3 separate regions of the Homo sapiens genome follow, and regions 2 and 3 are each linked to region 1. A link is a loop called in an ENCODE intact Hi-C map of the cell type or tissue named here. Cell type or tissue: chondrocyte. All regions are shown on one strand. Each heading gives the region's core, and the rest is flanking DNA. Links, peaks and the distances in the headings are about the cores only.

Region 1 (5,427 bases), core at 78-5,077:
TCTGCCATGGGCACTGGAGGGGGAAATGGCAGTCTGTGTGTGAGATAGGCCAGTGTACCCAACTGTCTGGGTGCCTGCTCTGTGCCTGGCACTGTGACAGCTGGTAAAAGCCTAAGGTGAGTCAGACTTAGCCTGACCTTAAAGGATTTGGGGTCACAACTCAGCTCCAAGTGAATAGACCCCAAATGGAGACCTGTCCCAAGCCTTCTCCCAAGCTTGCTGGCCCGGCTTAGAGCCTCTCTTATCTCCTGCCCTCGCCTCTTTCCCCTCTTCCCCTCCCATCTCCTCCCCGTTCCCCTTCTCTCTCTGGGATGTCCAACCAGCTACGGTGCTAAAGCCAGATGAGGGAACAGCAGACCTGCCAGCAGGAAGGGTGAGACTTTGGATTGATGCTGACAAAACCATCACTGAGGTGGATGAGGAGCATGTCCATCGGGTGAGTCCCCTGTCCCGCCGTCCCCCAGCATGAGTCCCCTGTCCCACTTCACCCCAGCTCCATACCCTCCTTCCCCAGTCCTGCAAGAGATTTCCTTGTTCCTGACTACCAATACCATTTTGGCTTGATGCCCTGGAGGGAGTTATAGTGAAGAACCCCACTGAACTCATTGCTCTACTGGAGGGGTACTATTAGGGGGTCATTCACCCTTTCCTGTGGTTTCCCTTAATGAGGACACATCAAAGAACATGTTTGTCAGGTCTTGGCCCTGGGAGTTCTTCTGATGGACCCAAGAAAATGACTGCTTTTAATTTATAGATATTGGATATTGCAAATCATACTACACAGCATGTTTCTGTTTTCACTCTGGCCGCCAGGGAACTCAGAGCCAAATTTGCTGCTTGCCATTAACCATAGCATAGGTTCTAATGGCCTATATTTTGGCATCAAACTTTCTTTCAGCTTTGCTCTTTAAATTGCTTTGAATACATTTTTGTTGTGCACCATAAATCCTTTTGAGGACAAGTCCCAGTGTAGTGATAGAAAAGAAAGGTTCTGTCATGCCCTTTCCCCCCGCCCCTCACAGCCTGCTATCTTAGGAGTTTTCCTCCTTGCTCATCTGCATTCCTTTCTGCTCCTCCTCTGCCCACCTCAGGCTTTCTCTCCCGCGTTGGGCATTTACAGAGGCTCAGTGGCCTTGCAAGAAAGGCTGATCCATGAGAGGGCTCAAGCTTGGCCCAAACCTGAGACTACCAGGTTCAGAAAACTCACTGAAGCTGGAGAGAATAATAGGACGCCTCTTAGAACAGATGTTTTAAGAAGCAGCTTCACATAACCCTTGCTTCTAAGGGTTTGGGTGGTTTCCTAGGAATCAATGCATGATGGGCTATGAGACCAGTGAGGTGGTTTGGCCATTGGCCTCCACTCCTGGGTATCATGGAGCATATTGAGAGCTTCCTCGTAAGACCCAGAAGAGGAGGAAATGGCAGCGGATGCTCGCACACACTGGAGCATCACCTGTCTTTTTGTGGTGTTTGAGATCCAGAAAGTGTTTTGAATTTTGTCAAGTCTGCCTTGGGAGCGTCTCCCCTCATGGTGCATGGAGTGCAGGACCACAGCGAAGAGGGGGTGCCTCATAGGTTGCACAGAGGGCAAGGAGAAGGGATGGCCCTATTTTATTTGTAGGGCTTCATTGCTTTCCATCCAGAGTCCCTGTGCTCTGTTCTGGTCTTTGGCACATAGCTCTCAAGAGGAGGGCTTAGTGTGTGTTTGGTTGCGGGGGGGTGGGGTGGGGGCAGGGGGCCAGAAGGCCAGAAGGCCAGAGGAGACTCTGTGTGATGGTTTCACAGGCCAACCCTCCTGAGCTGGACCAGGTCGAGGACCTGGCCTCTCTCATCAGTGTCAACGAATCCAGTGTCCTGAACACGCTTCTGCAGCGCTACAAAGCTCAGCTGCTGCACACCTGCACAGGGCCTGATCTGATTGTCCTCCAGCCCCGGGGGCCCTCGGTGCCTTCTGCAGGGAAGGTGAGGTGGGACCATTGTGGGCAGGGCTGAGGGGCTGAGGGCAGGGGGGCCTGGGGGGATCCCTCTGCATCTGAGGTGACAGTAGAACCATCAGAGCCCCCAGTCGACCTGTCTGCAAGCAGCATCCTTCTCGCGGCATTGTGGCATCCTGTGGCATGGACCATGAGATTCCCCCATTCCCTGGAGGGAAAGATCAGTCACCATTAGGACAGAAACAGCAGCATTAAATATCACAAGAGTAACGAAAGAAAATACTGAATGAGTGTGAACTCTACCAGACACTGCTGTATGCACCTTCTTGTATTAACTCAGTTGAGTCTCACATATCCACCTGAAAACACAGGTACTGTGATTAGCCCATTTTACAGATGAGAAGAGCCGGCTGGGCCAGGCGCAGGCTAAACTCTCAGGTCTAGCGAGCAGAGTTGCTGGGAGAAAACCCAGGATACAGGGCTCCTGTGTGCTCTTCATCCCATGCTGAACTCTCAGGAGTCCTGAGCACCCACATCAACGGGGAAACAGAAGCTTCAGTTGTACTTTAGTTTTTTTCCTCGGAAGTGTAGAAACGGCCAATTTTTGTTGAGATGGGCAAGAGCAAAGGAAATCTCTAAGCGCCACCTTGTGGACGCACGAGGCACCTCAGCCGAGTCATTGAAGCGTGGGCCCCTTCATTCCTTCAACCCATAGTGATTGAGCTATTGATTGAGGGTCTCCTACCGGGCCACGCACAAAGAACATCAGGGAAGGTGCCAGGCGAGCAACCCTCCCCTTGTGGAGTTGCTGTTCTAGGAAGAAAAGACAGTCCATCAACAATAAAGATAAGAGTGGCCCGAGCAGATGAGTGGAGGAAGAGGTGGGAGAGGTTGGGAAAAACCAGGACAGAGCCGTGTCAGTTCTCAGGGTGATGATTCTGGCTTTCACTCTGAGTGGGATGGCAGCTACTATGGGTATTTATTTATTTATTTACTTTTGAGACGGAGTCTCTCTGTGTCGCCCAGGCTGGAGTGCAGTGGCACGATCTCGGCTCACTGCAAGCGCCGCCTCCCGGGTTCACGCCATTCTCCTGCCTCAGCCCCCCGAGTAGCTGGGACTACAGGCACCCGCCACCACGCCCAGCTAATTTTTTGTATTTTTAGTAGAGATGGGGTTTCACCGTGTTAGCCAGGATGGGCTCGATCTCCTGAGCTCGTGATCCGCCCGCCTCGGCCTCCCAAAGTGCTGGGATTACAGGCATGAGCCACTGCGCCTGGCCGATTTGTATCTATTTTTTATGAACTGGGCAGCCTCCTGAGCCAGAGTAGGCTTAGAGAGAGTCCCTACTGGGGTTTTTAGCAGAGCAATGACATGCTGTGACTTAGGTTGTAAAAGGATGCCTTTGGCTGCTGGGTGGAGGACAGATGGGAAGAGGCTCAGTGGAGGCAGGGAGGCCTGTCGGAGGTGAGACATCTTACCTGTGTGCTCTTCTGGAGACTCACTGGGAAGTCAGAAGCCCCTAGGACACCTGGTGTCTAGGAAAGATCATGATACCTCTTCTGGTTTCCATGTTCTCCTCTGCCAACTGGGGGTGAAAACACATCTTGCCCTTTGGGGCCCTGTGGGACAAATCCATCCCTAGTCCCTGAGGCAATGCTAAATCCATTAAAGGGGATATAGTGGGCCTGTACCCCTCTCTCCAAGATTTTTCTCCTCCAGAGTGACCCACACCACACCTTCAGTCACTCCCAGGGGCTCTCCCACCACCGCTGTCCATGGTCAAGGGCCTGGGAGGACCTCAGAAGCTCTGGGTGGGCCAGAGCTTGGCACGTGCCCTCTCCCGTCCTTGTGGTGAGTGCTTAGGCTTCTGTTGCTGCAGCCCAAGGCCTCTGAGCTGTCCACATTGCCGAGGGACTCCTCCGGCTCCCTGGAAATCCCTGGAAGGGACATTTTTATAGACCCAGATAGCAATCAGGTCCTCATTGGCCATCCTGGATTGAGGCATCAGAACTTAGGCAAAAGCGCCAAAAGATGCAGGCATTGGTACGCACTCTGAAGGTAGATCCCCCTACTTCCCTTCCTAACCCTGGGGTGGGGTGCGGCACTGGTCCGCACCCTTCCCTCAAGTCTTCCAGCCTCCCACACTCAAACCCACAGCCACCTCCTGTCCTTAGGCCGGATCAACCTCTGATTCCCCAAATGGCCACCAGGTGGGAGCACAGGCCTGCGGTGAGGCTGAGACCACCTCGAGGATGGGCTGGGTGGGGTCTGGACACACCGGGGGACTCTCTCACTATGGGGCTAGCCCCACCAGGCAGCTGGGGTCTGGGTGTGTGCCTGGGGACATGGAGGTCTAGGTGAATAAGAGGGTGAGTTTGAGCATGGGTGCGACCCCGTGGGTAGAGGTGGATCCCATCTCTGTGTGCAGAGCCCGCCGCAACTGTTGCGTGCATGTGCCTACAAGCACACTTCTGTGCATGCGTGCAAGGGCACATGTACACAGATGCAAAGGCATGTGTGCATGCATGCATATAGGAGGGCCTTCAGGAACCTGGATGTGCAGAATTCTTCCTTCTCCCCCTAGGCAGTGGGCCTGAGCAGGCTGATGGACAGGACTGCCCGTTCATTGAACTTTAGTTTTCCCAGACTGGGGGATGGCTCTAGGACTGAGACCCCAGGACCCTCTGACTGCCTTAAGCCCTAAGGCTGTGTCCAGCCAGTGTGGGGGCATATCCCTCCTTTGCCTGCATTAGGTTCCTGCTGAGCCCTACATCTGGCATCAGGATAGGGACTCATGACTGTTCCTCAGGGGCTTGGAGCAGGAAGAGCCAACAGTGGATTGGAGACAGCCCCAGCCCCAAGCTAGACATCTAGGCTGAGGGGAGGGCCATCACACCAGGGTTTGTGCCCCTAGTTCGGCCAAAGGACTGCGCTAGGGAGGGCAGATGGGGCCTTGCCGGACCCAGTGGACACCCTCAGCATCTTGGGCTTCAGACATCCTCCTGCAGCAGGGCCCATTCCTCTTTTCCTTTTGGTGCCCTCCTGCTGACCTCACAGTAACCTCCTGCCCTCTTCCCTCGCTGCCAAATCCAATGTCAAGTCTCTGGTCTCTTACTGAACTCAGCAGCATTTCCCTCCCTCTTCCTGGAAACACACCCTTCCTCGGCTCTAAGACTCCGCTTTCCTGGTTTTCATTCCCGCCCACTGGCCGCCCAGTCAGTCTTCCTTGTGGTCTCCCTGACCTGTCCCTGTCAGGATGCTCTGTTCTCACACTCTTCCTTGGTGATCTCATCCAGGCTTGTGGCTTTCAAACGCCTCCCGTTCACTGTAATTGAATTAATTTCTTTCATCGATCATCTCTGTCTTCCCACCAGAAGGCAAGCTCCACCAAGCAGGGACTTAAAAAAAAAAAAAATCAGGCTTACATTATAGTCCAATGCACCTTTTTAGTGTACAGTTCTGAGCATTTTTGACAAAGGTGTATAGTTGTAT
Region 2 (5,427 bases), core at 216-5,215, 560 kb after region 1:
CTCTCTGAAGTCAGGGCTGGGTCTCATTCAGGCTGCAAACTCCAGGTCTGTGGCTCTCAGTCCTGGCTGCCCAGGAGAACCCCCTGGGAATGGGAGTTTTAAGTGACACTAATTCCCAGTCTCCACCCCCAGGGTTTCTGATGGCCTGATTTGTCTGGAGTACAACCTGGGATCAGGAGTTTTTAAACCTCCGCGGGGATTCTGAGGTGCGGCCAGGATTGAGAACCACGGGGCAGTGGGTTCACAGCCTGGAGTGGACAAGCGTTTTGGTGAATATTTTTGGAGAGAAACAGAGAGGAAGAGAGGGTGGAAGGAAAGGAAGAGAGAAGGAACAAAGAAGAGACTAAGGAAACAGGCTGGGCACGGTGGCTCAAACCTGTAATCCCAGCACTCTGGGAGGCCAAGGCAGGTGGATCATCTGAGGTCAAGAGTTCAAGACCAACCTGGTCAACATGGTGAAACCCGGTCTCTACTAAAACTGCAAAAATTAGCTGGGCTTGGTGGTGGGTGCCTGTAGTTCCAGCTACTCTGGAGGCTAAGGCAGGAGAATAGCTTGAACCCAGGAGGCGGAGGTTGCAGTGAGCCAAGATCATGCCATTGCACTCCAGCCTGGATGACAGAGTGAAACACCATCTTTAAAAAAAAAGAAAAAGAAAACTCATCATTTTTGTGTGTTTTAAGGTGTCCTATTAGGGAGCCAAAGATACTGGTTTTCTGTGTCCTCCCTGGAGCTGACATGGTTTCTTGGCCTGTCTGCCATTTTATCAAATTAAATTGAAAGCAAATTTAATTGGGTTTCACTGGGCCAAAGGCCCCTCGACAATTCTGTGTTGCTGAGAGGTGCCTGGCAAGGTTGTGCTGCATCTGAAATGAGCACAGAGGCCTTAGGACCTGGGTCTTTGGGGCTCAGTTTACTCCTCTATGGGATTCATAATGTTTTTTCTCTGACCACCTGACTGTGTGGGTGAGGGGATCAGATGAGAAAATAGATACAAAACAACTTTAAACATGTCCCTTCTAAGGCCTTCAAAAAAAACTATAAATATTTTATCAAAGTTTTATTGCATACAACGGAATTTACAGGTTTTGATTCTTGTTTTTCCTTTCTTTAGATCCTATGATTTATTTCATCACTATCTCTACTGTTCCATAAAGATCTTGCCTGAAGGGCAAGATAGTGTTTTCTTAGGAAAGTCACTTAATTCCTCTGAGCCTCAGTTTCCTCATCTGGAAAATGGACATAAATTTGCCGTCATTCCTTCATTTAAGTGAACTTTATTTCACCTGTGCCAAGCCCTGGGTGGGCTCCAGGGATTGGGGTGAAGACATGTGCCTTCAGGGAGCCGACACAGGCAGATGAAGGTTGCTGGTCTGTTGCTCAGGCTTTGTCTTCCAACGACGTCTGTTTGGATTCCGGCTCTGCTATATAACCAGCTGCTTGAGCTTAAGCGTGTTTCCTCACCTCTGGGCACCTCAGTTGGCTTATCTGTGAAATGGGTGTGAAGAGTCGTACTTACAGGGTTAGTCCGAGGATAAGATGAAATGGTGCATGTAAAGTGCCTTGAAAAGCCACTTGAAAACCTTAGCTAGTTATTACATAGCTGTAAATGCAGGGTGGACAGAGGGATCCTGAGGAATTAGCAAGGTGTTTTCTAGCAGAGAAGAGAGGAGAGGGCTTTCCAGGTAGAGAGACTAGCATGAGCTAAGGCATGAAAGATGGAGGCTTTAAGGGTCTAGGAGCTGCAAGGGGCTTGGTGTACTGGATGTTTGAGACAGCAAGAGATGGGCTGAGACCCAGCTGTGGACTTCCTGGGAGGTCAGGCTGAGAAACTGGACTTTAGTCTGTGGGCTAATTTTTGCGGTTTCCACAGTCCAATTCTATTACCAGCTACTTCTTTTTGTGTTACCGTTTTTGTTTTCCCGAAACTGCGTGTAAATTGGCTTGCCTTTTTCACTTGGCTTACTCCAGCCAAAATAATGTCCATGAAATTAGAAGTTTAATGTGCAAACCATATATTTATATATTTTTCTAATTTGCATTTAAAGAAATGCATAAACATTAGACATTTCAAAGTATGTTTGCCTACCTAAAATTGTCCTGTGAATGAGGCTCGAAAAAGCCTTTTAAAGGCAAGATTTCTAAGCCAAGGGTCAAATGTTTGTTTAGAAAGGAATAAGGAAAAGAAAGGTGGCTTGCTCATCATGTCTTTCTATGCCCTCTCCGGAATATTGACTCTAGCTCAATAGTTACCAACCTCACCTACCACCTGCTCCCCACATCCAGGCTCCTGATTGGTTGGGGTAAAAAGGGCACCTGCTGGGGAAGTCAGCCCATTCCATGCTTAGGCATACACTGCCCTCTGCAGGTGAGCAGCAGGATTACATAACCAGAGATGGGTTCGCTGGTCTGTGTCAGATTCTAATTTGCATTCTATCCTCACCTCTTCCACTCTCTAGACCCCAGTGAAAGCAATGAGGGTCCCTTAGGCTGTTTTTATCCTTTTTGAAGAGGTACTACATTCATACGATTCAAAATTCAAAAGTACAAAAAGGTCTACTGTGAAAATTGAGTTTCCCATCCTTCCCCAGCAAACAGCCCCCTCTCTGGCTCTCCTCCCTAGAGGCAATTACTTTCTTATGTATCTTACATATCCTTCCCCAGATCTTTCTAAATATTTCAAAAACCATAACAGAAAGCTTTTATCTATCAAAATTAAGCCACCCAGACTAAGTAACTAGATTAACACTGATTTTATTGCAAACTCTGTTATACCTGATCGATAATAACCATGAACAAAACACAAAGAACATTCGTTACCAAGAAATGTAAAATGTTAGGGAGACAAAATCTTTTTAAAACAAGAAGTCTGGGCCAGGCGTGGTGGCTCAAGCCTGTATCCCAGAACTTTGGGAGGCCAAGGCAGGTGGATCACCTGAGGTCAGGAGTTTGAGAACAGCCCAGCCAACATGGTGAAATGCTGTCTCCACTAAAAACACAAAAATTAGCCAGGCATGGTGGCACGTGCCTGTAATCCCAGTTACTTGGGAGGCTGAGGCAGGAGAATGGCTTAAACCCGGGGAGGGTGGAGGTTGCAACGAGCTGAGATCGTGCCACTGCACTCCAGCCCGGGCAACAGAGCAAGACTGTGTCTCAAAAAAGAATTTAATTTAATTTTTAAAAAACGATGTCTGTAATACAAAAATCACAGCTATATAGGAGGAATAGCTTCTAGTGTTCTATAACACTGTAGGGTGACGATAGTTAACAATAATTTGTTGTTCATTTTCAAACAGCTGGAAGAGAGGATTTTCAATGTTTTTTTTTTTTTTTTTTTTGAGACAGGGTCTCGCTCTGTTGCCCAGGCTGGAGTGCAGTGGCGCGATCTCGGCTCACTGCAACCTCCTTCTCTCAGGTTCAAGCAATTCTCCTACCTCAGCCTCCCGAGTAGCTGGGACTACAAGTGCATGCCACCATGCCCAGCTTATTTTTGTACTTTTTGTAGAGATGGGATTTCACCATATTGGCCAAGCTGGTCTTGAACTCCTGACCTCAGGTTATTCACTCACCTCGGCCTCCCAAAGTGCTGGGATTAAAGGTGTGAGCCACTGCACCCAGTCCAGATTTTTTTTTTTTAGACAGCATCTCACTGTGTCACCCATGCTGGAGTACAGTGGTGCAATCAAAGCTTACTGCAGCCTCAACCTCCAGTGCTCAAGTGATCTTCCCACCTCAGCCTCCTGAGTAGCTGGGACCACAGGCATGTGCCACCGTGCCCGGCTAATGTTTTTATTTTTTATAGAGATGGGGGTTTCACTATATTGCCCAGGCAGGTCTTGAACTCCTGAACTCAAGTGATCCTCCAGCCTTGGCCTCCCAAAATGCTGGGATTACAAGCATGAACCATCATGCCCAGCTGTTCTGAATATTTAATTTGTGTTTTTTTATTCATGTTTTCTGACACAAGACTCAATCGGAACACACTTCTTGAAAACGTGTGTATGTGGCTTTCATGGGCTGTTGTATAAAATGGTGGTTCAGATCTCAAGCTTTGGCATCAAAAGACGTAGGTTTGAATCTTGACCTTCCTGGTTGAGCCTCAGTTTCCTTATCTGTATAATGGAGCAAGTCTTACTTTGTGAGGTTGTTTGAATGCTTGATACTTGGCGGACAGCACTGTTGTTATTCAAAAGCTAAATGTGGGTCCTGTGAAATGCTTTCCCATTCAAAAGCTATCCAATGGGACCAGTGTTTCCACTGCCCTGAGAAAGGGAGGATTTAAAGAAGCAGCCAGAAGTGGTAACACTAAATGGCATGTCCACAAATGGCTGCTCAGGCCCTTGAAGGGGCTGCAGAATGTGCCCAGAGCAGGGTCAAGGTGGGGAAGGAGAGGAGGCTAGACAAGCTGGACAAGCCAGCGGGTTGGCTTTGGAGTGGCCTCTCAGGCATGCAGGGTGTCAGGTGGCATTGGACTTGACTCTAGTGACCTACATATCCAAGAAGGATCAAGGCATGGCCAACAAGAAGCCCTAGAGGCAGGCGGGGCAGAAATCCCTTGAGGCAGCCTCCCTCTGATACCAAAGTTTTCAACTTAACCCTGGGGAGCATGCTGAAAGCAGCCAGGGCACTGGCTGAGAGGAGTCCCCTTCCCAAGGTTGGAGCAGGGAAGAGTCCAGTCGGGGTTAGGGTCCTAGGTAGGAATTGGGGTCAAAGCCACAGTCTACTCTGTGCAAGATCTGAGCCCGAAACCTGGCCCTATGCCCTGAGCTGGCACTGATTCACCCGAGACACACACTCAGCATGGTGCTGAGCACTAGGGATACAGCCAGCAGTGAGTGAGACATGGGAGGGCCTCAGGGAGCTCCTGATCTGCAGCAGATGAGCATCCCCAGACCAATGGGGCCCCAAGTAATGACTGAGCTCCATAAGGAGGGTGAGCACAAGGGCTGCAGGCCAGACCAGGAGGGGATGCTGGGGGCTCTGTGCAATAGTGAATCATGGAAGGCTGAAACTAAGGGGTGGGTAGGAGTTTCCCAGGTGGAGAATTCAGAGCACAGGGAAGGGAATGTGAAAAGTCCCAGAGGTCACCAAGAGCATCGTGCTTTGGAAAGACTGATGAGCAATGCAGTCTGGTTGGAGGTAAAACAATGGCTTGGAAGAGAGAGAGTCAGAAATGAGGCGGCAGGGACGGGGCAGGCGGCAATGCAAAAGATAGACCTATAGAGCCTTGAGACTAGGGTTAAAAGTTGGCACTCTATCCTAAGATGTTTCTTTTTTTTAATTGAGGTGAAATTCATACAACATACAATTAGTCATTTTAACATATACAATATATATATCTACATATGTGATACATTTACAATATTGTGCAACCAACACTTGTATCTAGTGCCAAAACATTTCCATCACCCCAAAAACAAATTCCATAC
Region 3 (5,427 bases), core at 216-5,215, 1.0 Mb before region 1:
CCCATCTTTTTCTTTTTAACCCTAATCTTTCACTTGAAAGATTTTATTGTATAAAAAGTTCCACAGGTCAATAAATTTAGAGGAAAATGAGTATTTGGTCCAAAAAAAAAAAGGAAAAATAATCAAGATTTTAGGGCTTTTATTTTTTCTTTTGTAGTTGTGTAAAAAATGGGGAAAAAAAGCAGAATTTTAATGTGAAGACATTTTTTGCTATAATTATTAGTTTTAGAGGCATTGTTAGTTTAGTGTGTGTGCAGAGTCCATTTCCCACATCTTTCCTCAAGTATCCTCTATTTTTATCATGAATTCCCTTTTAGTCAACTGTAGGTTATTTAAAATAAATTCCTTCAACTTAATGGAAAAAAAAAAAAGAAACCCTCCCACCTCAGCCTCCTGGGTTCAAGAAATCCTCCCACTTCGGCCTCCAGAGTAGCTGGAACTGCAGGTGCTGCCACTACTCCTGGCTAATTTTTTAGTATTTTTTGTGGAGACGGGGTTTCACCATGTTGCCTGGGCTGGTCTTGAGCTCCTGAGCTCAAGCGATCATCCCATCTCAGCCTCCCGAATTTCTGGGATTACAGGTGTGAGCCACCATGCCTAGCCTAGGTTTTTTGTTTTTTTGTTTTGTTTTGTTTTGTTTTTGTTTTTGTTTTGAGACAGAGTCTGGCTCTGTTGCCCAGGCTGGAGTACAGTGGCGTGATCTCAGCTCACTACAAGCTCTGTCTGCTGGGTTCACGCCATTCTCCTGCCTCAGCCTCCCGAGTAGCTGGAAGTACAGGCGCCCGCCACCAGGCCTGGCTAATTTTTTTGTATTTTTTTTAGTAGAGACGGGGTTTCGCCATGTTAGCCAGGATGGTCTTGATCTCCTGACCTTGTGATCCGCCTGCCTCAGCCTTCCAAAGTGCTGGGATTACAGGCGTGAGCCACCGCGCCTGGCCTAGCCTAGATATTTTTTAAAAATCACCAATTCTTTAATATTTTATCACAGTTACATCCAGATCCTTGATGTACACATTGAATGCCTGTCAATTATGAGAGAAATAGTTAGTTATCTGGCACGGTTTCTTAACTAATCTTTGTCTTACTGCTTTGAAATTGCACCATTATCCTATAGAAATCTGCATGCGTTCTCAGCTTGAATTCCAGACTCAGTTGTGCACTGTTGGCCAGGCACAGAGTTTCATGCCTGTAATCCCAGCACTTTGGGAGGCTGAGGCAGGAGGATTGCTTGAGCCCAGTAGTTCAAGACTAGCCGGGGCAACATCAAGACACCGTCTCTAAAAAAAAAAAAAATTAAAAAATTAACTAGGATGGTGGTGCACACCTGTAGTCCCTGGTGCTTGGGAGGTTGAGGCAGGAGGACAGGAGGATCGCTTGAGCCTGGGAGTTCAAGGCTGCAGTGGACTATGATCATACCACTGCACTCCAGCCCGGGTGACAGAGTGAGACTCTGTCTCAAAAAATTCTGCACTGTCTATGGTGCAGCAGTAACTATTTGTTTACTACATCTTGAAAATATCCTAAAGATTTGAAAAGCCTGAACCTGCTAAGCACTTGAAAATTCCTGGCCAGCTGGGCGGGGTGACTCAGGCCTGCAATCCCAGCACTTTGGGAGGCTGAGGTGGGCGGATAACCTGAGGTCAGGAGTTCGAGACCAGCCTGGACAACATGGTGAAACCCCGTCTCTACTAAAAAAAATAAATAAATAAATAAATAAATTAGCCAGGTGTGGTGATGTGTGCCTGTAATCCCAGCTACTTGGGAGACTGAGGCAGGAGAATTGCTTGAACCTGGCAGGTGGAGGTTGCAGTGAGCTGAGATCGAGCCATTGCACTCCAGCCTGGGCAACAAAGGCGAAACTCTGTCTCAAAAAAAAAAAAGGGCAAAGAGAAAAAGGAATAAAAAGACAAAGCAGAATACGTCCCAAGAACTGGGATAACTATAAAAGGTGTAACATGCATAATGGGAATATCATAAGGAAAGAAAGAGAGAAAGGAACAGGAGAAGTATTTGAAATAATAATGACCGAAAATTTTCCAAAATTAAAAACAGAATTAAATCACAGATCCAGGAAGTTCATAGAACACTAAGCAAGATAAATACCAAAAATTATACTCTAGGCATAATATTCAAACTGAAAGGACAGTGACTTGCCCAAGGTCACACAGTCAGCAAGTGACAGAAGTGGGATTAGAAGGCAAGCCTACCTATCCCCAGAGCCAACCTCCTTTGCCCCTCACCTGGGTTCATCCCCAAGCTCACAGGCCAAAAGCCTGCAAACTGAGTCAGGAAAGAAAAATTCCTGTCCATCATTTCTCACTCTGGGGAAGGAAGGTAAAAAGAGTGCTCACATTCACTGTCAGGTCTGATAGACTCTCCTGCAACTACTTTTCTGAGGACAAATTGCTGTTTCCAATGGCTGATGGCTTCATCAGTGCAAAACTCTTATTGGGGACTGCACAGAGCTGACATTTGCCACTGTTTTGTGACCATCACAAAAAGAATCCTATATTTTGTTTTCCCTTTTTCTTTTTTTGTTGTTGTTTTTTGTTGTTGTTGTTTGTTTTTTGTGTTTTTTTTTTCTTGAGATGGAGTCTTGCTCTGTTGCCCAGGCTGGAGTGAGTGCAGTGACACAATCTCGGCTCACTGCAACCTCCACCTCCCAAGTTCAAGTGATTCTCCTGCCTCAGCCTCCCAAGTAGCTGGGATTACAGAGGACACCACCATGCCCGGCTAATTTTTGTATTTTTAGTAGGGACAGGGTTTCACCATCTTGGCCAGGATGGTCTTGAACTCCTGACCTCGTGATCCACCCGCCTCAGCATCCCAAAATGCTGGGATTACAGGCGTGAGCCCCCACGCCTGGCCTGTTTTCCCTTTTTCATTCTGCAGACATCAAAGGAAAACAAGAAGCAGGAAGGTCTGTGGCTGACAGCAATGTCTCCCTCAGCCCTTACCTCTATGGGTGACAGGGCCAAAGCCTCACTGTCCTGCCAGCCACTGTGAACAGACAGCATTCTCTGCCCCAAGAACGCAACTCTGCAGGTGGAGGAGGCCCAAGGAGAGAGATTTCATTTTCTGTTCCTCTTCTAGGGGCTGACAGCTTGGACAATAGTTTCTCAGAAACAAACTTTATTCTCAAGGAGATGAGCATGTCTGAGCCTGGAATGTTTATGTGAACAAATATGGTTTTTCTCCCTGCTCCAGCCTCAGCCTTGGCCATGAGACAAGGTTTCCTCTTCACCATCTGTGGAAGGCTCATTTTTGTTCCATGGGCTCAGCTTGTCTGTGCCTGGGACAAAGAGCCGCAAGGTGGTGCTATTGTCTTAGGTTAATAAAAACGAGGCCAACTATACAGTCCTCCTTGGGTATCCACAGGGATTGGTTCCACAGTCTACCGCTGATACCAAAATCTGTGGATGCTCAAGTCCCTGATACAAAATGGTGTTGTATTTGTATACATCCTATGCACATCCTCCTGTATACCTTTAAATCATCACTAGATTATTTATGATACCTAATACCATGTAAATACTTTGTAAGTAGTTGTTATGTTGTGTTGTTTAAAGCAGGAATGTCCAATCTTTTGACTTCCCCGGGCCACATTGGAAGAATTGTTTTGGGCTACACATAAAATACACTAACACGGCCAGGCGCCATAGTTCATGCCTATAATCCCAGCAGCTTGGGAGGCCGAGGCGGGTGGATCACAAGGTCAGGAGATCGAGACCATACTAGCTAACATGGTGAAACCCCCTCTCTACTAAAAATATAAAAAATTAGCCAGGTGTGGTGGCGGGCACCTGTAGTCCCAGCTACTTGGGAGGCTGAGGCAGGAGAATGGCGTGGACCTGGGAGGCAGAGCTTGCAGTGAGCCGAGATCGTGCCATTGCACTCCAGCCTGGGAGACGGAGCGAGACTCCGTCTGAAAAACAAAAACAAACAAACAAACAAAAAACAAAATTAGCTGGGCATGTTAGCACACACCTGTAATCCCAGCTACTTGGGAGGCTGAGGCAGAAGAATCGCTTGAATCCTGGAGAGAGAGGTTGCAGTGAGTCGAGATTGTGCCACCGCACTCTGGCCTGGGCAACAACGGCAAAACTCTGTCTCAAAAATAATAATAATAATAATAATAAATACACCAATACTAATGATAGCTGATGAGCTAAAAGAAAAAAAAATCCCCAAAATATCTCATAATGTTTTAAGAAAGTTTACGAAATTCAAAGCCACATTCTAAGCTGTCCTGGGCCACATGAGACCTGTGGGGCTGTGGGTTGGACAAGCTTGGTTTAAAGGATAATGACAAAAAAAAGTGTTTGTATATGTTCAGTTGGTTGTTTGAATCCACAGATGCAGAACCCATGGATACAGAGAACCAACTGTATACTAACTGCTGCAGCTTGTTGAGCCACCCTGCTAAGCGCTTTATGTAGATCAAAGCATTTCATCGTAACAGCTTTGTGAAGGGGGCAGTGAAGCACAGAGGGATGAACCCGCTTACCCAAGGTCACACAGCTAGCAAGTATTGAAGGCAAGACTCAAACCCGTCAGTTTTCCATAGTAAAAGTGTCAGTATGACGACATCAACTGTCCCTGCCTGGACAGAGCCATAGGTTTTTCTGAAGTATGTCCTTCTTACTCTTTAGGCGTTAATATGACTGAGCAGCTCAGCTTCAAAATACATTTTTAACTATTTTTATTTTAATTTTTGTAGCCTTAGCCTTGAAATGTATTTGAAACCCTTTTTTTCACTCTCTTCCCCCCAGACACTCCTTGTACCATGGTAGCTTATCTAATTATGTGCCTTTTTAGAAATTCCAGGGGAGGCTAATTTGAAAATAAACCAAGCATGGCCAGGCACAGTGGCTCATGCCTGTAATCTCAGCACTTTGGGAAGCTGAGGCGGGTGGATCACCTGAGGTCAGGAGTTCGAGACCAGCCTGGCCGACATGGTGAAACCCCGTCTCTACTAAAAAAAAAAAAAAAAAAACAAAAATTAGCCGGGCATGGTGGCAGGCACCTGTAATACCAGCTACTAGGGAGGCTGAGGCAGGAGAATTGCTTGAACCCAAGGGGTGGAGGTTGCAGTGAGCCAAGATCGCACCACTGCATTCCAGCTTGGGTGATGGAGAGAGACTCCATCTCAAAAAAATAATAATAATAAATAAATAAAAAGAAAGAAAGAAAAATAAACCAAGCATGAAGACCCAGCTACAGAATTCTCCCCTACCTAGGGGGATGGTCTCGAGGAGGATAAGCTACACCTCAGCCAGACATGATGGCACCCACCTGTGCTCCAGGGGGACAATAACTCAAAATAGCCACCGGGAGAAGACACATAGACCCTGTACCCTTCACCACCCCTGCGTGCTCCCCATGCCAAGTTTCCCTTTTTAAACCCTTTCACTCAGCCCTAAAACT

What was found. A loop is a pair of places that touch in the nucleus more often than their neighbours do. Peaks named below come from ENCODE experiments on the same cell type or tissue, not always from the same donor. Only the 100,000 strongest peaks of a DNase experiment are listed, where the experiment ranks them.
Region 2: it touches region 1 in a loop (10-fold over the local background); 29 of 110 quality-filtered maps call a loop at or near these places.
Region 3: a loop joins it to region 1, with 4 times the contacts of the local background. A loop is called at or near these places in 2 of 110 quality-filtered maps.

What each region holds. Positions count from the first base shown.
Region 1 is chr22:25,770,549-25,775,975 of GRCh38, forward strand. MYO18B (myosin XVIIIB) reads left to right here. Exons shown (of 44, transcript NM_032608.7): 6 at 324-436; 7 at 1,786-1,962. Among named protein-coding and RNA genes, the nearest start is that of MYO18B, 31 kb to the left of the region's middle. In chondrocyte, for the core only: CTCF peaks have their summits at 2,580 (motif pointing left), 2,789, 4,167 (motif pointing right) and 4,370; a DNase peak (open chromatin) is centred at 1,972.
Region 2 is chr22:26,328,832-26,334,258 of GRCh38, forward strand. The region is part of intron 9 of SEZ6L (seizure related 6 homolog like); the gene reads left to right. Among named protein-coding and RNA genes, the nearest start is that of SEZ6L-AS1, 85 kb to the left of the region's middle. In chondrocyte, for the core only: CTCF peaks have their summits at 2,356 (motif pointing left) and 2,588; no DNase peak of the experiment used is centred there.
Region 3 is chr22:24,765,684-24,771,110 of GRCh38, forward strand. The region is part of intron 1 of PIWIL3 (piwi like RNA-mediated gene silencing 3); the gene reads right to left. It also overlaps the pseudogene TOP1P2. Among named protein-coding and RNA genes, the nearest start is that of PIWIL3, 6.3 kb to the right of the region's middle. In chondrocyte, for the core only: a CTCF peak has its summit at 3,309 (motif pointing right); no DNase peak of the experiment used is centred there.